Regions from separate parts of the Mus musculus genome. Here region 1 is linked to region 2. The links are chromatin loops, found by intact Hi-C in ENCODE. Cell type or tissue: left cerebral cortex. All regions are shown on one strand. Each heading gives the region's core, and the rest is flanking DNA. Links, peaks and the distances in the headings are about the cores only.

Evidence for each region. Peaks named below come from ENCODE experiments on the same cell type or tissue, not always from the same donor. Only the 100,000 strongest peaks of a DNase experiment are listed, where the experiment ranks them.
Region 1: a loop joins it to region 2, with 11 times the contacts of the local background. A loop is called at or near these places in 2 of 42 quality-filtered maps.

The regions. Positions count from the first base shown.
Region 1 is chr1:116,235,783-116,251,974 of GRCm38, reverse strand. The region is part of intron 11 of Cntnap5a (contactin associated protein-like 5A); the gene reads right to left. Among named protein-coding and RNA genes, the nearest start is that of Cntnap5a, 560 kb to the right of the region's middle. In left cerebral cortex, for the core only: no CTCF peak of the experiment used is centred there; a DNase peak (open chromatin) is centred at 7,937.
Region 2 is chr1:116,185,057-116,201,248 of GRCm38, reverse strand. It overlaps Cntnap5a (contactin associated protein-like 5A), which reads right to left. Exons shown (of 24, transcript NM_001371013.1): 10 at 12,814-12,985. Among named protein-coding and RNA genes, the nearest start is that of Cntnap5a, 510 kb to the right of the region's middle. In left cerebral cortex, for the core only: no CTCF peak of the experiment used is centred there; a DNase peak (open chromatin) is centred at 8,765.

The sequences.
Region 1 (16,192 bases), core at 5,266-10,265, 52 kb before region 2:
CTTTTAAATTTGGTATGCATATGCCATGGACTCCACATGAAATCAGTGAAAACTTGATTGGGTTGATTATCTCCTTCCATCTCAGGGATACTGGGCATTGAACCCAGATTGTAAGACTTGTGGGCAAGCATCTTAACCCTCTAAAAATCTTGGTAGACTGTGCACAATTGTTTTTGAGATTGAACCTGAAGCTCATTAATTTGGCTAGACTGCTTGGCCAGTGAGGCCAAGAGATGCACTTGGATCTACCTCCTAAGCACTGGGATTACAAGTTCATACTATCATGCCTGACTCTTTTCAGTAGGCCCAGGGAATTAGAACTCAATTGCTCATGGTAATATAATGAGCTTTTCACCGAGTAACCTGTATCTCCTGCTTCACAAAACATATTTTTAAGAGTTAAAAAAGTTTTAATTCTTAGCATGTCTATTATTATTCTTACATTGCTCTATATACCTATACAAGAATGTGTGTAGCAATAATTATTTTCAAAAGAGGCTAAGGATTTGAAAAAAAGCAAAGAAGGTATATGGGATGGCTTGGAGGGAGGAAAGCAACAAGATAAATGATGTAATTATAATCTCAAAAAATAAAAGAAATTAAAAATGTTTCAATTTTGTGTCTCTTCTTCCTTGTGGTATCCTGGGTGACAGAGGATTTCCCACATGATTGCAATCCAATACAGATCTATACAAACTGTCTGTAGACATAAATAAAATCAAATTAATGCTGGGAACTAAGTACATGCTTCTGATGCATTTTATCTAGCAGCCATTTATTTAAGTAACCCTGACTGCACTGGATTTTTGAGAACTTAACTGGACCTTCTGTCAACAAAGAAAAGAAAAGTGATATTAAAGTTAATGAGAACCACAAAAGTCAGTTAAAGACTATTCAGGAATTATATTGGCATTAACAGAGCTTTTGGTGTCTGAAGACACAAACAGAGCTCAAAAGACATGGTAAAATGCCATGCTTCAATATTAGAAAAAAATGAAAGTGTCAGAAGGTGTAGTGGGCTCCGGTTCCTGGACTACAAACCATCATCAGATCCCTGGAGCTGATGATATGTTTTTCATAGAGTACGATGAAGGTATCACGCCATCTAGTTGACTCATGGTGATATGGAAAGTACCAAGATTGGTAATTACTTTGAGCTTCAACTCTGCTTAAATCTTTTTTTTTCCATTTTTTATTAGGTATTTTGCTCATTTACATTTGCAATGCTATTATATACACTTTATTGTCTCCCTTGAAACCAGCTATCAATGGCATTCTGTAGCAACCCTTATACATACAAATGGAGGGCTTTCTGTACAAAATGCCTGTCATATAACAGGACATTCTGGCATTCTACAATGCAGTAAGTCAGTCTATGAAATGCATAGTAAACAATGTTATTCATGTGCTATGGCTAAAACATGAGTGTGAAAACATAGGGGAGAAAAACTCATTTTAGTGGTCCATATCTAAATGAAGTGCAGCTTATTGGTAGTGTGAATGTAAATGTACTTTATGTTGGTGCTGCTCTGAGATGAATGTCAGTGGACATTGTTCCAATGACAGTGTTCCTCTGCGCACTTTAATTGGCAGCCACCAAGTTTGACAGCATTCTGGAAAAAAAAAATCACAATTTCCAAGGTGACATCAGACTAAAAACACTGCACTGAAAAGTTCCTCAGAAAAGATTCAGTTTGGACTGGAAGGAAGGCACAGCTACTGAGAGCATGCACGGCTGTGCAGAGGTCCTAGGTTTGGTTCCCAGTATTCACAATGCACAGCTTGCAATGATCCTTGTCTCCAGTGCCAGAGTGTCTGACACTCTTCTGGACTTTATAGGTACTCATGAATACATGGTACACATACAGACAAGTAGACGCCCTCCCTCACCCCAACACAAACACATGCACATATACACACATAAAAATAAGTAAAAGTTATTTAAAATTTACAAAGCAATTCCATTTTCCTCTTCAATAACTTAATGAAGAATTATTTCAAATGAACAAAAACACAACAGAATCACAGTATAATGGAGGGGAAGCAGTCAACAGAGCCTGGCTTATAGTGATGCTGCCTTGCAAGCATAAGGACTCCAGGATGATTTCCAAAATTCACATAAAACAAACAAATAAGCAAGCAAACAGAAAGTGTTGGTTTACAAATGTAACAGCAAGAAGGCCAATCCCTGAAGTTTTGTGACCAACCTATTTGGTGAGTTCCAGGATAACAAGGGAACCTGATTCAAAATAAAATAGCAATACATATAGACGTATCTTGAAGAACAAAACTTGAGTTTATGCTTTGTCCGCTACATACATACATATGCATTTGTATCCATATACAAAGAAACGTGCATAGGTATGCATACACACAAATAACACTGATAAAGGGTGGCAGGCCACAGATTGTTGCTTTTATGTCCCAGGTGCTGAAGATCATGCAGCATCCCCTAATGACAGTAAGTCCCAACTATTGCCAGATGCTATGCCTATCTTAGTTTTCTCATCCTTTTGTCATCTTAAACTTTGTGTTTCCAGGGACTGTAATTTACAGAGAAGCAGCCATGAGGAACTCTGTCCTCCATTCTCCCAAGGCATCTCTCATCAGTGCAGATATGACACCTAAGAAAACCATTTTAAAAAGAGAGCCTTGATAAATTATTTTCTTCTTAAATATTTTCTTTCTGTCAGTCTACAGAAGTAGGCCCTTTCCCCTTTTCTCTCTAATACTGATTTTCTCGTGTTAAAGATGTTAAACAAGCTGTAGTACTGAGCCACTACTGTCCTACTTTTCATTGCTGCTTTGCTGTATGGTATGGAGAACATATGTTACCAAAGTAGTTTGATTTGCTTTATCTACTGGTTGCCATTTGTTATGGGGTCAGCACATGCTAGGGTCTCACAGATATTTGGCAAATGTGCCTCCTCAATGTCAGAAACATAAGCAGGGCCACTGGGTAGAAGGTGAAGAGAGCCAGAAAGAGCAACTGTGGCTTTTTTTTAGAAAGTGATGCCAAAATTTGGGGTTTGATGCATGACTGTAATCCTACAGTGAGGTGTTAGATGTAGGAAGATCCCTTGGACTTGATGGCAGGCAGCCAAGTCAAATGATGTACTCCAAGTCCTAGTGAGAGACCCTGCCTTGAAAAACTATGTGGACATCTTCTAAGGAAAAAAACCAACAACACTAGTTTGACTTCTGACCTCCACACCTTCACACATATGTTTTTCTTCCCACTTGCAAGTGTAAATCTTTATAAAAAGAAGTTTGACTGGATACCCAGGTAGTTCCAGTGACTTAGGAGGCTGAGGCAGGAGAATTGCTTGAGCCTAATAGTATTTTCAAGCCTAGAAAACAGATCTTATTTCATAAAATGAAATATGCAATTAAAAATGAGTACTAAACATGACGCAGGAATACTTTAAGCACTCTATAACTTAATATTGACTCCTTTAGAACTAATGAAGGACTTTATATTTTCACATCTCATCATTCTGAAATCAGACATCAAGGTAAACAATAAAAATGATACACTCCTTTTTTTGTATGTTAATGCAAAATTACAATAACAAAGAAGTCTCTTATATGTAGCTACAATTTTCATCCACACATTCATTTCAAACTTATACAGGGAGTAATAGAAATGTGGCTCAATAAGAAGAGTACCTGGTTTGCATGTGCACAGCCATGGCTTCCATTCCCAGAACCGCTTAAACTAGCATTATGTTAATTACCTATAATAACAGCACTGGGAGATAGACGCAGAGGATCAGAAGTTTAACACCATTTTTAGATATGTAGCAAGCTTGAGGGCAGCCTGAGGCTACATGAGACCCTGTCTCAAAAAGTAAAATACAATTCACAAAAACTTTCTGCATAAGTTCAGACCACAAGGCACCAAAATATAAGGAAGGAGAAGACTGTCTTAAATTAGCAGAGAAAAATGGGCAATAATGCTACTTCTTCATGGAGCTGCAGATATAAAGTTAGGAATTACATTACTACTGACGGAATGGTCACCTTGTGAAACCCACCTCACTGCTTTGTATAATTTGTATAATGCTTTGTATAATGCCTACCATTAATACTATATATATATAGTGTACCGGATACAGCTTAGGAATGTTACATACAGGATTACCCACTCACTACAGATCTATGGAGTTTCAACTTTGGAAAGAACTACAGGGAAGAACAGCATAGTAACCACACACACAAGTCATCACCATGCTACATAAATATCCACTTCATGCGTTAGATGTATATACATTTATTAATATTCATTTATACATTAGAAAAGCCAAACCTTGAAGCTACAGATATGGCTTGGGGTAAGTGTAACCTATGCTAACATAAGAACCCTAATTTTCTCAGCACCCATATAAAAGATTAAGATACCTTCCTATCATCTAGTGTCACAAACACTATGGGGAAAAGAGAAAAAAGGATTTCTGTCCTAGCTCCAGACTCAGGTTCTCAAAGAGAAAGTAGACATTGACAGCCAGGACACCTAAAGCCATATTCTAGCTAGTGCATGTGAGCATGTATGTGCATACTTTCACATACAGCTGCACATATATCTCTCTCACACACACACACTGACACACACACACACACACACACACACACACACACAAAAAAAAAAACAAGAATTTTAAAAGTAAAAACATTAGAAGGAAATAAATATAAAAGTCAGAGAGAAAGAGTTCTACTGTCTTCATTCAGGCCAGTACCTGCTCCTAGCTTCGTCTGATTTTGCCTAAGCTGGCTTCCATGTCAGCTCACTGCCTCTCAACAACTGTGGGGCAGTGGGCTGCTCACAGACACCCTGGTCTCCAGTTGAGCATAGGTCTTGAAATCCGGGGCATTCAATGGGTGATGATTCCCAACTATGTGGGACTGAAGGTGTTCGATCATGTCTCCTGGACCACTCTCTCCTGTCAAAGTTACAGCCCCCCAGTCCCTACAGGAGAGTTGTGATACTATCAGTCACACAGACAATATCCCAAGCTTCTGGCATTCTGACTAGACTCCACTTCCAGTTACCTGACTATAGCCAGGTATGCTCCTCTCCACAGTTACCTGATAGCCCAGCCCACTATAAAAGAAGCTGCTTTACCCCTCCTTGCTCTCTTTAAGCTCTCACATTTCTTACTTTCATCTCTAGCCACCTTCCCTCCCTCTCCCCTCCACTTGTCCATGGCCAGACTCTCTCTTTCTATCTTCTCTCCTTCCCCCTGTCTTTCAACAATAAAGCTCTGAAACCATAGACTGTCTTTGTTCATCAAGGCCTGCTGTGTTTGAACGATGGGATAGGCTTTCTCCTATCAAGCTGTGTCTAACCTCCCACTAGAAGGCCTTCCTGCACTCCAGCCACAAACTCTCGCCCATGTGGGAACCACTCAGTGCCCCTCTCCCAGCTGCCCTCTCCTCCCTTTGGCCCCTGGGGCTGACTGAGCCGCCCCAAGGACCCCCATTCAGTTCTTTGTTCTTCCTTGATGTCCAGAGGTGTCTGGGATGCCCAAGGCTGAGAACCTGGTACCTAGGATTGTCCATCACCTGCTGATCTAGGACCATTGACTTCACACAGCCAGACACCCACCCGGGGCCAAGTGGAACACATGCGGCAGTCCTGTGTCCCCCTGCCCAGAGCACCAGAACTCTGGCAGGATGTGGGTTTTCTCCTACTCCCTTTATTCCTCCACACCCACTGCCCCGCAAACAACCAGAGTCATGTGATTCCTGTCACCTTAGAGGGAATGCGTCTCACTAATAAAGAATACTTGGTGCTGAGAACAGATCCATCATTGCTCAATAAGTCATTCAACTTGCAGATCACTTCTAGAAATGAAAGGACAGAGCTTACTCAATGACCTCACAATGGTGTTATAATCAGCATGCAGTGAGAAAGCTGACCGAAGACCATGCCACTTCCGTTAGATGTGACATACAATGAGAAACCCTCCACCACAAGCCTTGAGGGATCACTATAGAGAAAGGACTCTAGTCTTCCCCTTCACATAACTTCCACACAAGCTGTTCACTCAGAAGCAAACAACACATTGCCTTTTGCTTGGTTCATTCTCTGTTTCATAGATTAAAATCTTGAGTTACAGATCAATGGTAATTACCTTAATAACAGAGGTCACGGGATATAAAATAGAAAATTAATTACATTTTTGTTGCTCTTGGTTTTACTTGTTGATTTTTTAGAGTCATGGTCTTGCTTTGTAGCTCAAGCTAAACTGAAAATACTCCCGATCAAGACTCTTGAGACCTCAGACGGTAGCCCTTTAATACTACACCTGGGTTGACTAGGAAGTTTTGTATAAAATTTATGGAATGCTTGCTATAAATTCATATGTATAGGTGAGTGTTTTCACATTTGTCTATGTGAAAATTTTCATACATGTGGTATAGATTTCTATGAGTGCATGTACAAATGTGTGCATGCAGAAGTGTGCATGAATATATGGAGACCAGAAGACAATCTCATTATTCAGATATCATTCAGTTTTTTTATTTTAATTTAATATATTTTTATTTTTATTTTTTTGTGATGGAAGACTTTCATTATTTAGCCTAACTGACTCAACAGTAAATCCAAGGTATCCTCCTGTCTCTGTTTCCCAAACACTGATCTCCCAAGGGCACAACAAAACTATTTACAAATTTCTAGATGCCAAACATAGATCTTTATGCTGCAAAACAAGCTTTGTACTTACCTAGGAATTTTATTAGCCCAGTTTTATAAACCTGCTTTTTTATCTTACCTTTCTGTTGTTTTATGAAGAGATGCTAAGCAACTATTTCCAATCTTTTTATTCACTTCAAGTTCAGTATCCTCTGTTAGATTATAGTCAGAACCTTTTATTTTTTATTTCTTTTCCATGCAAGTTTCCTGAGTGTGCTCTGCAGAAAGTGCTCTTAGAGGGGTTAGAGCTGAGCTAGAAAAGAATGTATGTGTCCTGGGTAGGCAAGCAATCATGAACCACACAGGATATTCCAGTACATTTTATTTCATCTAATAAAATATCCTAACAAAAAGCAACTTTGTAAGAAAAGAGTTTATTGCCCTAGTATTCTAAGTTACAGTCCATCATAGAGGGGTCACTGGAGCAATGGCTTGAAGCAGCTGATCACATTCAAAGTCAAGAGCAGAGAGGAATGGATGCAACCATGCTGCTTGCTTGTCTGCTTGTGCTCTGCTTCATTTCTTCACTTTTAAATTCCTAGCCTAGGAATTTTGCTACCCAGACTAGCCTGTATTTTACCACATCAATTAAATTAACCCATCTCTGACAGACATTTCCACAGGGCAGCACAAATTAGGTAACTCCTCACTAAAACAGTCTTCCCTATGGGCAGTTGGTTGTGTCAAATTTACAATTAAGGATAACCACCACACAGAAGAAGGCCCCAAGGAAAGCATAAATTATGTGGCTTACTAAAAGTAAGTATGCCAGTATTCTAAGTAGAAATGGACTGGGACACATGCTCCATTCTAGGCATGACCTTTAAAATTCACAACTGGAGATTGTCAATATAGTCACCCTCTGTTGATTGACTAGAGCTTCTTGATTACCTACAGGGAAGGTGGGATGAAGTAATAAGATAAAAGATGACCGAGTCGTTACAGACCTATCTGGAACAGTATGATCACTGTGAGATATGAGTATAATTTGTAAGCTTGAATTATTCTAGAACTGAAATTTTATCTCATAAGTTGTCTATCAAGTACAGGATAACATGGGGTTTTGATTTGTAATGCTTTTTGTAAAAATAAAACAAAGTTGAAAGATAACAGAGATCTTCATGTGCTACACTCCTGTTCAGCTTCTCACCCTACTTTCCCTAAAACACTTGTCCTTAAACTTTAGCTAAATGACTCAGAGACTAAACAGGGAACAGCTGGCTACCAAGCCTATCTATTCCCGGATATTGCAAATGAGCTCATGTAATATAAAACTTTGCTCTAAGTTGTCCAACTGGTTGAGGCTATATTTGAGAATGATCCTGACTCTGACTGTAAACTCCACATTCTGTCCTATAAATTCTGGAAATAAATACCCCCACCACCGCCTAACACACATAATTGTACCATGCTCTTAGGTTTGCAAATGGACCTCAACATGACAAAGTAAATATGAAGAATTTCTGAGAAGTTCTCAGAGGGCATCCATCCTATTTACACAGGGTTTTTCTGTGTCATCATTGTTAGCGAGTCTCACGTTTTCTACACAAGAGCTACAGATGAGCTACAGATATAGCACAAATGGATCTATGCTTCATTTATATACAATAAAGAATTTATGTCTTCTAGTACAGATTGACAAATTCCTAGCTTGTATCCTGGAAAGAAAACACTTTGAATGAAAAACAAGTGACTGTCAGCTATACAAGACCCATGATATTTGAGAGAAGTGTTTCACCAATGGACCCTAAGCAAGCTTTTAGGGAGGATTAGAAGTTCTATTGCCAAAATACCTCAGTGAGTATTCCACAGGGCATTTATGTCCAGACTGAATTCTAAATTTAAAACATAGTGTAGTCCTTCCTGCAAAACAGTGTTTTGAAAATCTCTGGTGTGTGTGTGTGCAAACGTATGTACAAGTGTGCAGAAGAAAAATGAGATTTGATAGTCTTATAGAGAAATTTCAACTTTTGCTTTCCTTTATTTTTCTGCTTGGCTTTTATTCCCATCTCATCGTGATTTTTATTTACTGTTATGAAACCTAAAATAATCTTTGCTGGTAAGAAAGAAGAAAACTAAAGTGTTTCAGAGAATCCTAAAAAAGTGAAAAAGTTTAAAGGGGACTTGGCTGTCCTACATTGCTAGTGACTGATATCCTGGCTGCCTTTGCGTCTCCAGGCATAAAATTTACCACAGGCCACCCAGTTAACCCACCAACCTGGGAGCCTCTGCTGACTCCCAAGAAGTCCTCATGCACATTTCTTAAATTTCTGTAAGAACAGATCCTAGCTTATAATAATAACAATAATAGTTTTATACACACACATACACTTGTATACTGTACAACATGTTAGACCACAATGAATTAGATTCATGATAATAGTTAAATAAAAGCATAATACAACTAAAAAATATTCAGGCATTCGCCCACTTTTTTTTTTTTTTTTGAGGTAGAATCTCAATCAAATCCAGAGCACACAGATTAAGATAGTCAGTCTTCTAGCCAGATTGGTCCTGTAATTCTCAATCTCTACTTTCCATAACTGAAGTAACAGGCTGGCTGCTATTTCCTTCCTACCACTGTCTTCATGCTTGCACACTAATCACCTTGACTTCAAGGTCATCACAAGAACCCACCTTGTTTTTTTTGTTTGTTTTTTTTTTATAGAGAGGTTCAAGATTTTGATATAGAAATATCCACTGTTGTGTTGGTTTCCTGCAGTATTCTGTACAGTAAATGCTGCAGGGTTTTGTGACCTAGACATAACCAAGTCTACAGGCAACATGCGTGCCAGTTAAGTTATAAACTGTCTCAACACATTTGTAAATGCAAATATCATGCTGTGATGACAAAAGGTTGTACATTTTGAGTCTATACCATTTTGATAGGCAATGTAAAAAGCCTAGGTTTGTATAAAACCACTGTATTGAATCCATGCTGTAATAAAATGGATTGAGAATACATTTTTTTCTGATGGCATATTCCTAGTTAAACAGATCATAGATCTACAATATAACGGTATCCACATATCCACAAAGATAGACATCTGCAGGTTCAGTTCCTACCCGCAGATGTAGAGATAAGAGATGGACGAATACACACACACACACACACACACACACACACACACACAAACACACTGGGTGAAAGGGAGAGATAGAGACAGATAGAGAATGAGAGAGACAGAGAGACAGAGACAGTGTCAGAGAGAAAGAGAGTCTGCACTTCTTCTAACACCATGATCAAATGCTAGCATTAGGCATAGTGTAAAGTAGAAACTGGGACAAAAAGATATGAGCATCCACAGAGCTCTAAAATTACATACTAATATTACCCTTAAATGGTTTCTATTTTCTCAAGAAATAGTTCAAATTGCCCAAAATTCCAACAGATGACAACTTACTTTGAGAATCTATGAACAAGATACTGTTAGTAGGAGTGAAATTGCCTTCAGGTCTGTAGATGACAATTTGGCAGTACGTAGCAAAATCACATAAATCCCTTTATCTGTTAAGCACTTTGCTGGAAATTTTTACACATACAGATATAATTTCAAGTGTATGAAGCAACATATGTCATAATGTTCAAGCTTATTCATTGAAATTCCAAGATAATATCTCTCTGAAAAGCCCACTGACTAGAATTTCATGAAATGAACTGTGGTACAAATTTACAACGGAATTTTTAAAAATTGATAAATGAGTAAATAAAGAAAAGCTCTGGGCTAGGTAAGACAGATTAAGGAGTGGTAAAATCAAAACTACAAAATAGTATGTATGGTATATACTTGCATGTCTGTTTGTGTCTGTACAATAATGAGAGCTTCCTTCTAGTGGCCAATGGTAAATGTAGACAGAAGACAGAACTAGAAATGGGGGATGGGCATTCACATGACTTATCTCATGTTTGTATTTATAACACCTCCAAATTGTAATATTTACACTGAAAAAAAATACAGGGGCTGGAACATGTGTATAGTGGCAGCTAACTATTCGTGTGACAGTGGGCGCAATCAATCAATTTTAGGAGTTTAAGACCAGACTTCCAAACACAAGAAGATTTTACCCAAAACAAGTAATTGAGATGCAAACTTTCTTGAGAATAGCTGTTTAAAAAAGGAAACAAACAAACAAATGCTAATAGGCTGAAGACTCAGTTCAGTGGTATATCACTGTTATCCAACATAAAACCCTGAGTGTGTTTTTTAAAAAATTAATCAAATGTTTGTTAAAGTGTACAGAAATTATTCTGTGGAGCATATATACATATGCATATATGTGTATAGATATACAAACACATACATATTTATGTGTATATACATATATCATGGATTTTTGTGCAGGAAACTTACAGATACTTTTCCCTGGGGCCCCTATTGTTTGAGACTGTTAGCTTACAGAATGGACTACATGGTTATGTGTGGAAAATTATTGGCTCAGAACCCCAAAGACAAGTTGTCAGCACAAAAGTAATTTATTTTCCCCAGAGGGATAGAGGGCAGGGATTAAGAGACAAAGACAGGAGATAGAGGAGGAAGGGATAGAAACAAAGAAGAGAGGTAAGGAGTATTTGTCTAATAAGGCAGGAAGGAGAACAAAGGACTGTCTCTGGAGAGAGAAGAGACAGACACACAGGAAAATGGTGGTTTATAAAGGTATAAGGAAATCCCATATTAGGATGAAGTGTTTAGCTTTAATTTAGCATGTTAATTAGGTAAGCCTGAGGGGGATTTTAATTGGTGGATTTTAATGCATTGATAATTGAACCTTGGTAGTCAGCTTCAGGAGGAGAGACTGGGCAAATATAGAAATATACTTTGCAGGATAGCTTCAGGAATGTAATGTAATGGTTTTTAGCAAGCAAGAGGGCATTTGGGGAGAAAAGTAAGGCCTGCCAAAGCCATGCTTGTAGCTCTCTATTTGACCAGAGTTCTTTCAGCCATCATGAGAACTGTGGGGTGGGTTAGGACCTACATTTGGAGATCAGGGACCCTAAACAAGAACAAGGCCTGAGGCACTGGGACATATGTGCTCCACATTATCTTAGAAAGAGTCCAGATATCAGCTTTTCCTGAGTTTAGTCTGGAAATGGAGTCATTCTTTCCCTCCCTAACCTGAGATTCAAGACTCTGCTAGATAACTAGTTATCAGGATAGTACAAAGGGACCCCGGCAGGAACCAACTACCAGGAAGTGGGCAAGGTTCTTGATCTTCCCTATGTGTCCAGCAATGTTCTCTCTCTAGGTAATACTGGGACCCTGAGACCATCTGCAGAATGAGTGCTGTAATACAGGAGTACACTCACATATCAGACTTTAGGTTGTCTCTTATGTCTACAAGTAAAAACAATAGCATATGCCACATGACCCAGAAAAGATGTTTCCTTGGGGTGAACACTTGGTAAATTATCCTGAATAAAATGTCCAATATCACACTAAACACACCCCCACCCCACCAACACTATCCATCTTTAAAGGGAATCATTAAGAGAAATGTTATTATTGAGTGATGTTTGAATGAAGTTCTCATCTTGTGCTAGTCTTATGTCACTATAACAAAACTACTTGACATAGTTGATTTGTGAGGAGGAACAGTGTGTATCAGCTAATGGTTTGTACAGTGCTATGCTTTCAAGCACATGCTATCATTTCTGTCTTTGTATAAGAATTTGAAAGATCAACTCAGTCTCCTGCTTTTGCAGCAATCACTTCAGCAACTCAGCCATCTGCCCAGACCTTACTACATCAATTTTAAATCAAGGAAAAGAGACAGAGAATTGAGATTTGTTTACATGAGATATAGTATACTTGCAACTTAATCAAATGCAACATGATCAAAGGGTGGGGCAAGCATAAGTGACATGGTTGTAAACATAATAGCCAAGACATGTTAAGCTGCAGTGTGCCACACTTGGCAGAAGCATAGCTGAATATGGCTGTGTAGAAAGACAGGTTCAAGGTGATATATATGACTGTGAGGGTGAGTCTCATGTATCAACATGGCAAGAATACTGCACCCAGTTATCTAGTGAATCACTGATCTTAGTGCTGCTGTAAAGGGTTTGTGTAGATAAGATTAAAATCCATGAGAATCTGATTTTATTTAAGTGAGGCTATGTGGGAATTCTGGGTGGGCTGTCTGCAATCATCAGAAAAGCCTGAAGTAGAGCTGAGTCTTCCTTGAAAGAAATATTGCCTAGGAGCTCAGAGAAGGTTCAGTCAGTAAACTGTTTGCCAAGAATTATGAAGGTGTGTCTCCAGAACACACCTTAAGGCTGAATATGGTTGCATAAGTTTGTAATCGTAGTGTGTTAGAGGCAGAGACAGTGAGGGTCTCATTGGTGAGCCAGCCTAGCCCAAGTAGTCAGTTCTGCCAAAGGAGGATCCCTATTAAAAAATTATGGACCGCTCCTGGGAGGACACACTGTTGTCCTCTGACACACACACACACACACACACACACACACACACAGAGAGAGAGAGAGAGAGAGAGAGAGAGAGAGATGCAAACATTCACACAAACAAGTACACACATATTTACCCTTACACATGAATCCACACAGAGACATACACATATGTGAACACAGGCAAACACATATCCACACTTGTACCCAAACACACACACACACACACACACACACACACACACACACACACACAATGAAACTTACATAAAACTCACACACTCATATTCACACAGGCACTCATATACCCATAACGCATACTAACACACATGCACACTAACACATATGCAGATGTGACCACACATGTGCATATGGACAGACAAATGCATGTACACTCTTGTACACATGCATGCACATGCAGTTATATAGGAACAGCCATTCAATTATATGCACATATAAATATTCACAAGCACACATATGCATGCACACATAATAACATACTTTCACACATACATGCATATACCCAATTCACTCTTGTATGAATACACTCACACACATGCACTCACATGTACACACAGGCACACACACAGACATGCACACAGTCACACTGCACTGGTAGAAAATAGCTTAACATCCTGTCCTGGATATGCAGCCTCCTTTCCCGACTACATGTCCTTTAGATATGAGACATGCCTAATCAGTTCCTATAACGACCTATGTCAACATTTCACAGTATGTTGCTTAGTACACCTTTCTGTTAGCTGTTCCCTTCCTGCAATCTGACTGGTATCAGTGGTATCTATCAGCTTTCATGCTCTTCAGTAATAACTCTAAATGATTCAGGTCAGCCCTCCTCTTTCCTACTCATTCTGTCCAGGTTCATGTCCTCTGGATTCTTAACCATTCCTTATAATCTCGGACTGTGCAGATCTTACCACAAATGCACTCTCTTCCTGTCTAGTGCTTGATCTTTGCTGAATATCTAAATATAGCCCATATGTTTATTCACTTTTATTTATCTATGCATACAGTTATACTCTTTATGCTGTGCATTATAGTTCTTTCCTCCACATTCCTATTTCGAATCCTTTCACTTACAAATCAAGTCTTGAATTTCTTGAATGTCATACACAAGGTTTAGTCTAAGTTTGGGCCCAGCATCAACACTTATATTTACCTGACTTATATAAATATGCATTGCAGAAATGAGTGATCTTAAGATAGAAAATATTTAGAGGAACATGAGTTGAACGAAAATAAATGGCAGTGGAATGCTATTGTAATTCCAGATAAGACAAAGTGTAAGATCAACAATGATGAGTGACATGGAAGTCAGCTACAGTGATTATTACATTATAATAAAAAGCAGACTCTATACTAATTAATAAAAATAACAGAAATTCTTCCTTCTGATAAATACTTCATAAGCAATTTCTAACTCCAGCAAGTTCAATAACTGTCCATTTTACCTAAACACATTTCATGTTGCAGACAGCAGTGTGACTGTAGGGGAAAACAATGAGAACAGGAGAGATAGCTCAAAGATTAAGAGGGTGTACTGTTCTTGCAGAGGACACCAATTCAGTTCCCATCACCCATGCTGATTTGCTCACAAATGCCTGTAATTCAAGCTGACAGAAATCTAACACATTTCTCTGGCCTCCACAGGCACCTTCCCTTACATGTGTGGACACATTCACAAGCAGATAATTTAAAAATAAGTCTCCAACTTATAAAAGTGATCATCTCCATTTGATGACTCCTGGAAACTCTGTGAGGAGAGCTTCAATGGAAGGTTCTCTGTAATAGAATTGTTGGAGACCCAAATATAACTGGAAAAAAAAAGAAAGAAAGAATGAAAGAGGTTGATCTCCCAAGAGCAAACACTCTTCCACCTCAGGAGAAAGATACAGGTTACAGCAGGTACAAGACAGTTTTGAGAATACCAATATGAGGAGATATACAAGGAATCACAAAATGTGGAGAGTAGAAATGTAGGAGAGCAGAGGCAGAAGAGACAAGCTATGCAAACTCAGGTTAGAACTATGTCTCAGTTTGATAGCACTACCTTAATGTGTAGCAGGCTGTTTCAAGCTCCAGTTTCACAGATAAAAAATATAAACTAGCAGTGACTCCACATTTAAAGACACTCTTGCTCTTCCAGAAGACCATGTACTCTAGGCAACTCACAAGAATCTGAAACTCCAGTTCCATTGATCCTAATGCTTTAGCTTGGTTTCTGATGGTACCTGCACTTAAACAGGCACACATCCACACACAGACAAATACAAATATACATAAATATACCAAAAAATCTAAAAATAAACAATAAACTTTCAAACATAAAAATGAAGTTTGTATTATCTGCTTAAATGACAGTATGCCAACAATCTTATACATGAAATTTACCCTCTCATTACAAAAGAATCATGTCTGTTGTTGCTACTACCATATTGCAGAAGAGAAAAAGCACAGAGTCAATATGTAATAACATCCTGCAATTCAACTAGGTTATCACTAGAGTTTAGAACTGAAACAAGACACGTTATTTTTCAAACACACTTCATATTTCATGCTACATTTTTTAAATAAAAACCAAAAAGAAAAGCCTGTGTCTGTGTCTATGTGTGTGTGTGTGTGTGTGTGTGCTCACACACACACACACATGCATGTGTGTGTATGTATTTATGTATGTATGTGTGCATATGTATGTGCAGAGGCCAGTGGAGGCTGTCCAGTATCTTCCTGTCACTTTAAATATTGGCCTCATTTCCTTCAATGTCTCACTGAAGTAGGAGTTCACCAGTTTAAAATTGATCTAGATGGTAAGACTCAGCAACAATTCGCTGTCTCTAAAATCCTCTCCTCTTTCCCCCTTCTCAGCCCTGGGGCTTCAGGTGCCTGTGGTAGTATATGGCTTTCCATGTAGGAGTTTGAGATATGAATTCAGATCTTTCTAGTTGTGTGTGGCAAAAAAATCTTTTCCTGGAGTCATTTCCCTAGCCACCATGCTCTCTCTATCTTTTGAATATCACCTAATGATATCATTAAGAAGAAAGTACCTATGAAGGTGACACTAGGGAGAATGGGCC
Region 2 (16,192 bases), core at 6,533-11,532:
CTTTCATTTGTTTTAGTATGAAGGTCCGGGTGAGGGGCTAGAGAGATGATTCAGTGAGCAAATTATAATATGAAGATTTTCAGTAATCATTCAAAGAATAAGCTGAATGTGGCAACACCCACCTATAATTCTGGGGCTAGAAAGTAGACACAGAAGTATTCCTGTTGCTTTCAGATCACTAGTCTACCCAATTTAGAGCAATACACATTCAATGGGAGAACCTATCTTGAAAAATAAGGTATATCTGTCCTTGTTATATGTTGGAGAATATTTTGGGTATATGCCTAGGAGTGGTATAGCTGGGTCCTCTGATAATATTATGTCCAATTTTCTGAGGAACTGCCAGACTGATTTCCAGATTCCTTGTATCAGCTTGCAATCCCACCAACAGTGTAGGAATATTCCTCTTTTTCTATATCCTCACCAGCTTCTGCTGTCACCTGAGATTTTGATCTTAGCCATTCTGAGTAGTGTGAGGTAGAATCTCAGGGTTGTTATAATTTGCATTTCCTTGAAGACTAAGGATGTTGAACAATTCTTTGGGTGCTTCTCGGCCATTTGATATTACTCAGTTAAAAATTCTTTGTTTATCTCTGAACCCCATTTTTAATAGGGTTATTTGATTCTCTGGAGTCTAACTTCTTGAGTTATTTGTGTACGTTAGATATTAGCCCTCTATCCGATGTAGGATTGGTAAAGATCTTTCCCCAATTTTTTGGTTGCCATTATGTCCTATTGACAGTGTCCTTTGCCTTACAGAAGCTTTGCAATTTTATGAGGCCCCATTTGTCAATTGTTGAATACAGATGTGGATGCTCACAGCCTACCATTGGTCTGAGCACAGGGTCCCCAATGGAGGAGTTAGAGAAAGGACTGAAGGTGCTGAAAGGGGTGTGCAACCCAACAGGAAGAACAATATCAATCAACCAAAGTCCCCCATAGCTCTCAGGGACTAAGCCAAGAACCAAGGAGTACACATGGCTCCAGCTGCATAGCAGAGGATGGCCTTGTCAGTCATCAATGGGAGGAGAAGTCCTTGGTCCTAAGAAGGCTTAATAGATGCCCCACTGTAGGGGACTTGAGGGCAGGGAGGAGGGAGTGGGTGGCTTAGTGGGGAACAGCCTCATAGAGGCAGAGGGAGTGGGGATGGGATAGAGGATTTCTGGAAGGGTGGGAAAGAGAGAGAGAAAGGAAGAGAGAGAGAGGGAGACAGAGAGGGAGAGAGAGAGGGAGAGGGAGAGGGAAGACTGACCACCTGAAGCCACCATACTTTTTATGGAGACTCTATAAATTGTATTTACCTCAGAATTCATCATCAAATAAGACTCACAACTCACAAGCCCTAAAATTCACCCTTCATGGATTTATAGGAGCATCAGTCATCAGCATTACAATCTGTGCAAACAAATATCACAAGGTAGAAGATTTGGATTCAAGATTCTGAATATGCAAGATGATTCTGAAAATTATAATTTTACTGAGACCCAATATTTTCACTAAGAATTGTAAGATGTTTTTCTCAACTTTATAAAATATTAAAAAGGCTGTGAATTAGACCTGGGGTCAGATTAAGAATAGTTACAGAGTTTGTAAGTTGGAAGTCAATCAAAATGTAAACTTATTAAAACTGAATAAATATTTAAAACTCAGTTTCTTTTTAAAATAACCATATTTTAAGTTCATAGTTGTCACTAGTGACTGCATTCACGAGTATAAAAAAGAACACTTTTCTTGTTATAAAACATCCCAATGGAGTGGGAGGGTTGAGGAGCACTGGGAGGGGGAGGGGATAGGGGATTTTAGGAGGGGGAACTAGGGAAGGGGATAACATTTGAAATGTAAATAAAGAAAATATCTAATATAAAAATACCTAAAAATTTAAAAAACATCACAATGAGTAGTATAGTCTATATCCTTAGTACTTGATTCTTCAAAGCAAATACTGCTTTGAAACCCTTCCTGTGTTGTATATTAGTTACTGAACCAGTGCTGATAAAACACCTTATATAAGCTACATAAGGAAGGAACGGTTTATGTGGTTTACAGGTCAAGCGAATGGATTCAACCTTGGCAGAGAGTGCCTAACAGCAGAGACTGGAGACTTAGCTGGACACATTGCTGCCACAGGACGATGAAAGTGAACAGATAGTGGGCTTGGCTATCAAATATCACAGGCCATCCCCAGGGATCAACTTAGTCTAGCTGGACTTTGCCTCATAAAATATCACAGACACCTCTGAAACAAGTGAGGGCCCAGTGTTCAAACATGAGCCTGTGTGGAAAAGTTTCCATTCGAATCACAAGATATTCTCATCTACTTTGCCCCAGTAAAGGAATACAGACGTGTGCTACTGATCTAGTCCTATTGTCTCCTGTTTGATATTTTTTCCTGAGAATAGGCTGCCATTATTTCAAACATCTATTATGAGCAAGGTTTTTGTTTGGATCCTTGGCTCAATTATCTCCAGACATGTGCTTTTCTTTATTACTGTCTAGTTTATCAGCCTTTTTATGTGGCAAGTCCTTCCTCTGACATAAGCATTGTTCCAGGTGCAGTATAGCTTTGTATAGATGCTATCCTGTATCATCCAGGTGATTCATGAAATCCCACTCAGTGTGTAGTGTGACTTTCAAGGGGAAACATTTTAGAAGTTTCAAAGGATCGCAGGAGCCTGTTAAGTTTCTAATGAAAATACTTGCTATCTATGTAACTGGATAAGGCAGTTAACGACTCTCAATGTTAGCTCCTTCCCTTATAAAATGAGATGAGCTTGTGTTTATATTTCAGTACAGTGCCTCAAAGATTTGAGCCACATAATTAGTAGATAGTAGGCTGTATGTAGCATTGAACCAGTCTATTATTTTATTTTACTATATTTAAGTGTTCTAACTTCGACCAAATACTGAAAAGAAGATAAGGAAAAAAAAAAAAAAAAAAAAAAACCTTCGAAGAGGATAAAAAACACCCATCTCTTGTATTCTTTTATCATTATTTTCATCATTTTAAATGGGATTTTATGAACTAAGGATGTAGATTTGTTAGTTAAGTACTTGTTATAAAGTCATGAGGAGCTGGGTTTGGATCCTCAGAACGTATGTAAACATTGCACATGGTTGCATGTATCTGTAATTATATCACTGAAGAAGAGGCAGTAGGATCCCTGGAGCTTTGTAGGCTGAGCACATAATGAAACTGGTATGCTATAAATAAGTTTAATAAGAGATCCTGTCTCAAAAGAGTAATGAAGGAAAAACAACTGAGGGACAAACTTTGAACTGACCTTGGGCCTACACATATATGCACATTCATGTGCATGCATTCCTAGACAGACAGACAGACAGACAGACAGACAGACACACACACACACACACACACACACACACACACACACACACACACACCAGATGCTAAACTACATTTGGTAAAAGTTAGAAGCAGAGTTTTTCAGACCAGAAAATTGTGGAATCTGACAAAGCCAATAAATAAATGAATAACAGAGGTACTTTTGATAATGATGAGGAAAAAAAGAGTAGATAATTCTACTCTTGATTTATGAGCTGAAAAAAATTCTATTCTTTTGTATTTCCACTTTCAGATAAAAGCAGACAGGGGCACAAACCTGTCAGCACCCTTTAGGGCCACTGCTTGTCATTCCTCCAGGCAAACCGAGCCAACTTCACAGTTGCCCATCTGGCTTCCAGGAGCTGCATGGATTTCCAATGTACTCTCCCTCTATCTCATTATGTGAAGAGCAGTCACATCCTTAACATTCTCTAAAAGCACTGTCTCTTTCTTTTTTTCTCTTTAGCTGCCTTCTCTCCATACTCCAGACATGTTCCATTTATTTTCTTAAAGCATAAGATTGTAATAAAGATAACATGCTAGTGTGATTCCTTCTACCGTATTATTTATAGTTTATATTGCTGTGGCTTGTTTGTCTAATTTTATCATCACCTTGCAAAACAAAAATATTCTTGCTAGATAGTGGTTACAGAATAGTGACAGCTAGCACTGGGAGTGCTTTTATTAGGTATTCTTGGTTTTCAAGTAGAGTAAAAATCTTGCACTATCTATGTGGAAGTTTTCAAGATGAGAAAGAGGTGAAAGGATGATTCCTAACTCTTAGAAGACATGTCATGTTGTGTTGGGTATGTATCACAGGAAAGAGCATCACAGACTCTGGCTCAAGCTGTGACAAAGTGCCACTATCCTTAAGCTCCACTTTAGTTCTAACATGCTGTAAATGTGTAGAAAATATTTACAAGCAATGACACTTCAGTTATGTGTGTTACTTTCCTTACTACATGTTCAAATCTGGGCCAACTGATTGTCCTTCCTTCCCTAGTATGAAGAGTTTTAGGTGAATACGAAATTTTTCTAAGTTTATTCTTCATCTTGAGTAAATACTATATCTAGCACCAAAAGATAATGTTTACATGTGCAATATTTGTGTGTGGTTCATCTCCAACCACCAAGAGTAAATGCTGTTAAAGTCAGAAGTGTTCAAATTATGACATGTTTCAAAGCACCTGCATTCAGTAGAATGCAATAATGACATCCAGAAACTTCTAAAGCAGAGTCCAAGTAATGATGACAACTGGACACCAAACAACACTTAGTTAAACAAGGAAATATCTGGGTGGGTTGTAAGAACAGTTATATGGCAGGTGGGGTTTGGATACAGTTGTAGTTCTTCTAGACAGTACAGGGGCTGTCTCTGGAAATCCCATGTATGCTAGGAAAGTATTCTGCAGGAGTCAAGTAAATTCAGGTTCAATGAGAGAATCTGTCTTCAAAAACCAGGTGTGCTGTAACTGACAAAGATAACGTATGAGCCACTGGCCTTCAGAACACACGTATACCTGTACATCCATTTATATATAGGCACATGTACATACAGACAACAACACACAAAATTAAAGCCAGCCAGCTCCATTTGTATTACAGTAACAAATGCACATTTAAGGAAGTGGGGACATGGTTTGGGGATGAATTGTGTCTAAGGAAATCATTCTCTGCTCAGTTACTTCATCTGAAACAGTCTATAATTTGAGATCACATCACTTTAAAATTCCATACTATATAAATTCACTAATGTTAGAGAAATAGTAGAGTTTTTGGGTTTTGGGGTGTGTGTGTGTATGTTTCTGTGTGTGTCTGTGTATTCATGACTTTACACATGTGTTCATGGAGGCTGGAGAAGGACCTTGGTGGTCATTTTTCTGGTTGTCATTCCACCTTATTTTGTTAAGGCAGAACTCAGTTTTACCCAGAACTCAGCAAGTGAGCTAGGCTGTTTGGTGAAATAGCCTCATAGATCTATAAGTCTCCACCTTTTATGAGCTGGTAAATCAAGGATGCAACTGCATTTGACAATTTTAAGAGGATTCTGGAATGCCAACTCAGGTCTCATGATTGTACTGGCAAGTATTTTGCTGGCTGAACTCCTCTCCATCTTCATTTACAGAAACAATAATAGCACATAGCGTCCTATTCTTGGAGCCTTCATCTCAGATTATCTTCTCATGCTTCATGTATTTATAACATGTTCCTTGTCCAATTTGGAAAGAGGATTGCTTCCATAATTATTTGGTCAAATTATGTTTCTTAACCAGGCATATTAACTCATGCCTAAAATCCTAGAATTTTGTAGGCTAAGGTGGAAATATTATTATGAATTTAATTCCAGGCCTACCTCAACTAGAGTGTAAAATCTGGGCCAGCCTTTACAAATTGTGAGATCCTGTCTCAAAAGGAAAGGGAAGGAGGAAGAAAAATAAGAAGGATGAGGAGCAGAATGAGGAAGAGATGAAAAAGAAGAAATAATGAAAATAATTATAAGCACCATATATCTGTTAACACCTTTTACAGTGGTTTCTGAAAACAGAAGTCCTCAACTGTGTCCACCAATCAGCTACATTCTCAACTATTACCAAGGCACAAGAATGATTCAGGTTTTTCTTTCTTTTCTTTTTTTCTTCCTTCCTTTCTTTCTTTTTTCTTTTTCTTTTTTTCTTTCTTTCCTTTTTTTCCCTTGAGGAGTTCCAGATGGAGTGCCTATACTGAGAAAGTCTTTCAGACTCTTCCTACATAGAAGAGTTATTCCAGGCTAATTAAGTTCCTCCCTTCCACAGTCATCCTGAGAACTAGGTAACGCCAAGACCTCTCCAGGAAATCTTAGATCCCAATGTGTTCTGAGTCTTAGTATGTTTTTTACAAGTATGACAATAAGAAACATGGATTGTAACTCCCGTTCAGGTTTTTGTGTGCACAAATGGTTGAAGATATATGTGCACATATGTATTGAGCATGTGGAAGACAGTGATCAATGTTACAGGTCTTTTTCAATCATGCTACACATTATTTCTATTTTGAGATAAGTTTTCTCACTGAATTTGCAACCCATTGATTTAGGGAGACTAACTGGCCAGAGAACTAGAGAGAACCTCTTGTCTTTGCCTCTCCATCTTGAGAATTTAAGTATACCACTCTGTTCTACTTTTATGTGGATGCTGTATTCCAAGCATAGGTCCTCATGCTTTGGCAACACCCAGTTTACCAACTGAATGGTTTTTCCAGCTCTTACAGTGTGTGATTTCTGATGCATCATGCAAACACATCACTTCTTGCTTCAGATTTCTATGAAAGAGTTGGGGGTTCCTGCTCTCCACAGATTAGAGTGAGGAACATGTAGAAACATAGCAATAATTCTCCTCCATCAGAGTTTTTGATGCTAAGTTCTGCTACATGTTGGCTACATGGCCTTGGAAAAGTTAATTTGCTGCTTTGTGACTCAAACTCATTACTAAAAACTGTAGTTAATGATGATCCCTACTGTAGTTAGGAACACACACACACAGAAAACACCAATACATACAAACACAGCATACCACATATGTATATACATACATGGAGCATAGTACATACATGCATACACACACACACACACACACACACACACACACACACACAGCATAGCACACACACATACAAAGATATCTTACAAACTCTAAGAGACCACAGATACAGCCCAAACTACTGTGTCTAGCACAACTATCAATCACTATGGATGAAGATAGAAAATATTCCACATTAAAACCAAATTTAATCAAATTTACCAATTCAGCCTCTCAGAAAGCATTAGAAGAAATAGTGCATTTTAAGAGATTACACATGCCAAAGAAAACACAAGAATAAATAATCCTTGATGAGTAAATCAAATGAAGAAATTCTGCATTATAACATACATATAACTCATGAACACACACACACATATGTCCCCTGATCAGGAGCTGATAGGGTTTATAACCCCATAGGAAGAACAACAATAGCAACCAATCAGAACCCTCAGAGCTCCCAGGGACTAAACCAGCAACTAAAGAGTACACATGGCTCTAGCCACATTTAGCAGAGGATGGCCATGTTGGATATCAATTGGAGGAGAGGCCCTTGGTCTTGTTAAGGCTCAATGCTCCAGGGTTGCCATGGCATGGAGGCAGGAGTGGGTGGGTGGGGGAATACCCTCATAGAAGCAGGGGGAGGGGAGAGAGATAGGGGTTTTCTGGGAGGAAACAGGGAAAGGGGATAACATTTGAAATGTAAATAAATAAAATATCTAATAAAAGAAGGAAAAAAAAAAGAAAAGTAAAGATTAGCTACTAATTTGACTCAGACTGCAAACATTTTGTTGCGCTGGCTAGTTCCTCTGGCCTTGACTTCCATTCCTTGTGTGGCACTGTAATTACACGGTGGAGCCTTTTGATCATGCAAACTGATATTCAAATGCTTCCCATCTTCTTAATCCTACCTTACGCCATCCACAGTAAGTGTCCAGTCTATGCTCCATGATGTCCCTCAACTCATCCCATTCCCCAGGTAGGCTCCTTTACTAGCTCTGGCCACACAAGCCCTTACTCTTCTTTTGAACTTTAGCAACAGATGCCACACCCTTCCACAGACTCAGAAATTGACAAACACTGGACTTGAATATGACTCCTGTGACCACTAAATATTTTACCTTAAATGAGCAGTTGGCAAACTTTCCTAGCATTGGTGACAACCCCAGAGATCTTAAATGTGAGAGTTCTTTAGAGTGTTCTTTAGGAGTACATCCTGAAATCCTCTCCTCCTTCCCAGGTTGGCACCTAGATATAACTAACTCCTTTAAAATTTACTTTGCTTTTAAATTATATGTATGTATCTGAGTGCAGGTACCCATGGAGACCAGAAGAGGATGTCAAATCTACTGTATATAGAATTACAAGTGGTTAGGAGCCACCAATGTGGGTGCTGGGAATGAAACTCTCTACTTCTCCCAGAGCAGCAGGAGCTCTCAACTACTGGACCATCTCACAGCCCTAGAAATTTCATTTCTACCAATTTGCACTGTGTGCTGTGATATTGTACATCAGCCACACTTGAAGAACCACTTAATTTCTACAAGATTGTGGAGATAGTTAAAGGAAGTAATAGCTAAAGAATGTTTATTCAGTAACTGCTAGATAAAATGCACTTTTGTTTTCCTCCATGAAACAGGGCAAAATATGACAAATTAAAAAGACAAAGGCAGCAGAGTGATCCTGGTTTTACTTCAGACCATTTCAAGCATAAAGGGAGAACACCATATTGTAGCATTTCTCACTTAGAGAGAAGTGCTCAGATGGTGTGGGCATTGCCCTTACCCTGGCTTTCCAGGCACCTGACATAAAGGCGTTCCAATTTAGAAAAGAGCTCAGACATATGTATGTCTTTTTATATTATTCACTGTTTTTTAACACACTCCCACATATGAGATGGGATGTATAAGCACTCTGTGGAGGTTATCCAACATAATGTTTTTACCATCTTCTGTGTTTGTAGTTCTCCCCGCTCAAGCTGAGAAGCTAAGAATCCTGACCAGAGAGTGAGACACATGTTTTTCTTAGAAGAAAATGTTGTAAGAGAAAAAGAACAAGATACAGAAGGAGGAAATTGTATTTATGACATATGTAACTGTAGGAAACTGAATACACTGTTTTACATGTGTTCCACTGAGTGAAAAACACAAATGGTTTGCATTTTCACAAGGATTAGAAGGAAATGCACTTAGGATACAATTGCAGAGGCCAGGAGCAATAAACCCTGATTTGATATTTAATTTTGCAGCTTTCACATGATGTCCATTTCTGGGACTGGGACTGGATGATATCTAAGGACCTCCCTTAAATTATATTGCTGTATGAGAGTAGTGCACAGGGAATGAAACTTGTAGTATCCAAAATTTCCCTGGCATTCTAGAAAGCTGCACAGAAATCAATGTTTGTCAGTCATAATAAAATTTATCAATATTGCTGTGTATGGGGGAGATGCATGTATGCACATGCCTGTGAACAAGTGGAAGGAAGGAAGAGGGTGTTAGCTATCCTCCTCTATCATTCTCTACCTTATCCTTTTGAGGGATGTTCTTTTTCTTGAACCTGGAAGTAATTATGTTTTTGTTGTTGTTGCTACTGCTATTGTTCTAACTAGGCTGGCAACTGGAAAGCTGCAGAAAGCTCCCATCTCTATTTCCTATAGCACTAGGATTACAGATACTCACATGTTACTGTGTTTAGTTTGTTACATGTGCGCTCTTATCTTAACTCAGATCCTTGTGTTTTTGAAGAAAGCATTCTTACCCAGGGAGACTTCTTTCCAGCCATAAGTGATTTTTCAAGGGTAGACATTAAATGCCTCAAAGGAAACTGAGCTTAGAAATTTGTTAGACATCATTTCCCAAGGCCTGTAATAGCTCACTGAAAAGTACTTTAAGATTTTGCAGCTTTGTGCCTTTTTTCTTGAAGACTGCTATGGCCTTCCCATATTTGCTATCCTTCACAAATGACTAGCACTAAGATATTTGAATTTGTAAACATATTTGGAAACAAAAGAAGAGAAGCCAGAGTGTATAGGTGGGCCCCACTTCACTCTGAAGGTGAGAAAGGACATAGATACAAGCATAGAGTTCTTAGTATCTGCTGTCTAAGGGGAAACTCTCAGGCCTCCATAGTCTTGTTAGCCAGGGGACAGGATGATCCCCTGCTGTGCCTAGCAGGCAGGTTCATATCAGCTGGCTTACATATTCATACATGACAAATGGAACAATCATCCCTCTTTGAGATAGGCAGAGAGCTCAAGAGACCCCCTGCATTTACTTCCCCAAGCACTGAGGCTTTTCTTACCCTGCCTGATCTCTGACAAATTGACTCTTTATTTATTGTGCATCTATACCATATATTTTCCCTCCTTGTATCTATTGCTGTTACTAGTTTACATGTATATAAACTTCCTTTATGACATTTATCTTTATTTCAAAACTTAAAAGAAAACACAAAACTCTGAAAACACCTGCCTCCCAGATTTCAAACAAATGCAAATTAGATCAATAAGAAAATGACTGCAATTCAAGTGAAATATACCATTTATCCACTAAAGCAAATACATTTCATATTATACAATAAAACCAAACAAAATTGTATGTAATATAAATACTCAAGACTACAATTACACAAAAATAAAGTGCAGGGCTGATGGCAATGATTTTCTTGTAATTAAAAATAATGAGACCTTCCATAATTGTATGTGAAGATATCAAAGATAGCCCATTTGACAAATGTCCCTGTATTGATCTGTAGCACAAAATGGTGCACCAGATGATGAATTTGGGAGTTCCTCCATTGCTAGGAATATAGACTTGGGATGGTACCCATTTCCTGTAATAGCTTTGATTTGGAAACCTCTAAATTAGCACATGTTAATGATGTACACATTTTATTACCCACTTTTCCAGTTGGTCAAATAAAAAAAAAAAGCACAAGGATCAAGAAGTCAGTGTGATGTGTTGGGAATATCATTTGCAATGGTATCAGAAATGCATGCTAATGTTCCATGTGATTATAGTGGTCATAGCCAGCATTAGCAAAGACCGCATGCTACATGGCTGATTTCCCAAGTTCCACAGTAAAGGCACCTGATGCTTTTCATCATTTCTCCCTGGACTGGAAAAAAATCATCTCCCTTACTCCCCTTACTATGGCAATATGGTTTTGTTGTAGTTGTTGTTGTTTTGTTTTTTGTTTTTTTTGGGATTTTTCAAGACAGGGTTTCTCTGTGTACTCCTGGCTGTCCTGGAACTCACTCTGCAGACCAGGTTGGCCTCTAACTCAGAAATTCACCTACCTCTCCCTCCCAAGTGCTGGGATTAAAGGTGTGTGCCACCATATTTTTCTTAACTCATGTTTCTAAGCAAATCTGATGATGTTCCTTCTCAGTTCTCACATAGAATATGAAACCAAAATCTGCTAGCACAAAAGTCTTCATTCTGATAATTCCAGGTCCACATCCCGAGCTATATGGAAGCCATGTGACTTTCCTGCTTGACCTAAAGGCTGAATCATGTCAACTGAACCTAAAACATGGTGGATTGGAAGACACCAATTGAAAGACACTAATTGAAAGTCATCAATTTCTTGCTTCTCAGGAAATACATATTGTCAAAAACACTATCATATGCTGTTAGTTATAAAATGCATCCCAGTACTGGAGATATTAAATGCAAAATCAAATTATTTTAACTTGGCAATACTTACAAGCCCTGTCTTTTGCCAGGCAGTATCTCCTATCAGCTTCTGTCTACTCTCAACATGGCCAAACATGATTTTGACTCATCCTTTAAGATGTAATTCAAGCCAGAAGTGGTGGTGCATGCCTTTAATTCCAGCACTTGGGAGGCAGAGGCAGGAAGATTTCTGAGTTTGAGGCCATCTTGGTCTACAGAGTGAGTTCCAGGATAGCCAGGGCTAAACATAGAATCCCCGTCTTGAAAAACCAATATATATATATGTATATATCACATACCCAGATTTCCCCCATTTCACCCCTCCTCCTCAAAGTGGTATGAGCTTACTGGTATAACATGTTCTTACTAGTATCACTTTTCACAAATCAGGGTACATATCAGTTTATAGCAATGGCTAATTAATGTAGCCAAGAACCTTAAATACTAACACATAGGTATCCACTTAACAAATCCTATTTACCCATCTGCTCATTAATATCTTAAAAGGGATAAGCAGAATTACAAGAATGAAGGAGGTAGTTGCTACAGAAGGAGCACATCAAAATACTGCTGAAACTCAGCATCCATTCTATTTGGCCTTTTTGAGTTAAAATCTAGAACCTTCTACCATAAAAGGAGCCAAATCCCAAGAAAGCTGCCACTAGAACATGAGCATCATGTTGGATATCTAGGTTGTAGAATAAAATGATTGGTTCTCACTAGTTTACTGTCTGAGCACTTTAGAATGAGAGAAGCAGTGAATGGAGTTGGTAGCAACTAGGACCAGACATCCCCAATTGAGGACATTCACAGTGAGCAACAGCCAGCCACTTAGCTATAGACTTCCTGAAGCTGTTAACATTATAGGAAGAATACCCACAGCAGGCAAGGAATAAAATGGTTTAGGGAGAGAAATTCCTCCCTCCTTTCTGCTTTACTCTTAACTTCAAAGAAACCAAATATTGTTTATGCATAAAATTTTAATCCTTTCACAAATTTGTATTTTGATTTAATTTGCATATCCCATTTACTGCAAGTCAACATGAAGAGAGATTCAACCAATTTAAACCATTTTCAATGGGCCTGAAATCCCTTCAGAAATATTTTCTATTAGGCAACTCAATTATATCTAATGTGGCTACTGTCTACAGATTAGAATTTTGCTTAAAGAAATTCATATTCAGAACAGTGAGAATGGGAAGGGGTGGAGGAACAGAGGAGACAAGACAATAATTACCTGTCTTTGATGCTACACAGATCAATGTGTAAATCACTAAAACTCCCCAGGGAACCTTGCTGAACTGAAATGAGGTCCTTGGGCTGGTTATCAATAAAGATGAGCCTCATGCAGCCTTGGAAAGCCTTAATGGGGTTTAAGCATTGGGAATCGGTGAGATTGTCAGGGCACCCTGTGGGACAGAGAGAAAAGATGAAAAGCACTGAAATGATAGGTCATTGATTTGGCAACCTATTGATGGAAGACCTTGAGGTCTAATTATCTTGGCACTTCTGTATTCATAGCAGGGCACACTTGTGTTGTAAACTGGAACTCAGGAAGAGATGCAAAAATGATGCAAAATGGGGATGCTCAGTTACTATAAAGGAGAAAGGTGCCAAAGGGAACATTATTGGTAAGATAGTTACTTTAATCCCCATTGTGTGTGTGAATGTGTGTGTGGGGGGAGTGTAGGGGTGTGTGTGCGCATTTCTGTGCATGTGTGTCTGTGTGTATGTGTATATGTGTGTATGTGTGTATGTGTGTGTGCATATGTGCATGTGTGTGTCTCTGTGTGTGAGTGGTGCATTCCTAAAAATTCAGCATTCTTTGTGGTTACATATAGAAGCCAGAGGTTGGAATCAAGACATCTTGCTCTGCCACTTCCCATTTTATTCTTTGAAATAAGGTCTCTTTGTGAATCATGGCTTCACCAATATACCTAAACTGGCTGGTCTTGAGTTCCAGGTCTCTGCCTTCACCTATCACTTTACTTTATGTGACATGGGCTACTCATCTACATGGAAGCTTTGTGACTTATATAGGCTGGGTTGTCAGTGAACATCAGGAGCCTGCTTAACTCAGCCTCACCAGCACTGAAACTCAAGTAGTTTCATGCCATGCCTAGTATTTTATATGGGTACTGGGAATTCAAACTCAGTTTCTCATGCTTGCATGGCAAACATTCTACCAACCAAGTCAGCTACACACACACACACACACACACACACACACACACACACACACACACTGCTGGAAATGTGTTTACTTTGAATGGCATCTTTAGCATACTCTTCACATATTTTAAGTGTTTGGGAAGGCTGGTTGTATCTCAAAACACTCATCTAAGTTCAAAATGCAGTTCTTAATTACATTTTCTAAGGAAATTATGCTCTGGTAAGGATGGCAGATGAGTAATTTTTGGTTAATTGTGGAGCATTAACAAGATAAGCTCCTGAGAAAAGTACACTCAGGAACCAAGCAGGATTTTTGACATGCAGTGCAAAGCAAATCCAGACATTAAGAGAATGATGGTCTTAAGTACACATAGTTGCAGGCTGTAATAGCACATGAGAAAGGTTACCACCACACCTCTTAAAAATTGTTCTTTTAAAAAATAAAACTGCATTGCACCCATTAGTATCACCTGCAGTCAGCTCAACCTTCTCATTAAGACAGGTGAAGACCAAGCAGATAGATGAGTATGTGTGCTCTTACAAACTCCATCTCAGTAATTTTCATAGGTTCAGAGCACATGGGAATATGAGCTTGAAAACATGGCAATATGCCATAAACACAAGGAATTATTTCACTCATCTCTGATAGACAGTCACTGCAGGGCTGAAGCCTGGCAGCTGGTTAACAGCTCACAGGCACACTATAAAATGAAGAGATGCTACTGCTTCTAATTGAAACTGTAGAGAGAATTTATGGAAGTTGACTACTATTGTGGAAGCTCATTTTTTATGTTCCTTAAGTTTACAGTCTGCATGTGGAGAGTTTGTTTAAACACTGTTCAAATCATAGATAAATCTTCATGTTCTATGTCTAGCACCCTAAAAACTCACTCAGAATTCATCAATATTCTAACTGAGGGGAGCAGAACCATTATACTGCAGTGATATTTTAGAAGATTATTGTACCATTATTATTCAAAGCCATTTTGCCTGAGAATAAATTTCTGACTCTCATTTTTTCCTCCGTTGCTGAAAAACCCTATGTAATCTAGAACATGAAGCTTGCAGTTGGGACCACTGCTCAGCATTGATTCCTGTTCATTTTCTTTCACTATGGGCTGGCTGCAGTGAACAAAGATTTGAATCTGCACCATACACTCAATGTCTCTAGAGCTTCCTACAGATTATTATTTTATTAATCTTAGAATGACAGTGTATATGAGCATGAGTCACATGTGCCACAGCCAATGCACAGAGATTAGAACTAAGAACTGCAGCATTAGATTTCAACGACAGCAATTGGTGCTTTCTACCTTCTCTGAGGATGGATCTTTGGTTTCCTACTGAATACACCAGGGCTAACACAGCAAGATCATTATGACTTTGCCATACAGATTATTTTATTTCACCAAACAACAGCCTTTTTATCTACCATACACACACAAGATCATCTAAAGTACATGCTATTGCTTGGCATGTGATGGTCATTGTGGGTGAAGGACTATCGTCCTTCTTCATGCTAAAATCCAAATGCGTTGATCTTGTTCTGCACAGCTCCCTTCCAAAAAGACCTTTAATATATATTCTGTGCCTGTGCAAAGATCTTGGTATTTCAAGATCCACAACCTTAGGAAGAAAGGGGTGATTTGTAGATTTTAGAGCTAAGAGACTGCAGGGTTTGAGGATGCACTCAGTGTAGAGTGTATGATAAGTATATGGCAAACTCTAGGTAACTATAGTTTATGTGTCATTGCTATGACTACTATTTCTATTACTACATGTGAGCAAGACAGAGTGTGTGCATGCATGTACTGTCCTGAACATATGGAAGACAGAGACAGAATTGTGGAGCCCATTCTCTTGTCGTAGTACAGATTCCAAGGACAGAACTCAAGTCTTCAGGTTTGAGCAATGAGTGTCTTTGCCCCTGGATTCCTCTTATCTCTCCAGTGAAGGCTATTATGCAGTACTTGTGTCTGGTAACTTCATGGGAAGGAACAGAAAGCTTTAGGTCAAGGCTAGCTCATATTCTCATCTACAAGATCTGAACCAGGTTGAGTCACTTTCTATATTGTGTAAGAGAACCATGATAGGAGAGTTTAGTGTGCATGCGGTTGGGTGCATGAAGACAAGTACCTTTTACGTGCTAAGTAAGCATTCCATTTAACTTCAACAAGCCTGCATTTTGCACTTGTTCATACTTTCCAGTAATTCTGAAAGTGATCATGTTGTCTATGTTCTACAAAAGGACTTCAGGGACTGTAACTTAAGAGCTTAAAGTCAGTCAGCCATAGGTAATAAGTCACCTTTAGATGTTGCTTCTGTAAGATAGATCACTGACTACAGAATTAGACATCTATTTTAATAAAATATACGTTTAAAATACTCAGCATGGGTGAATTTGTAAACATGGCAAATGTCATGTAAGCTTTTTCCACCTGAGT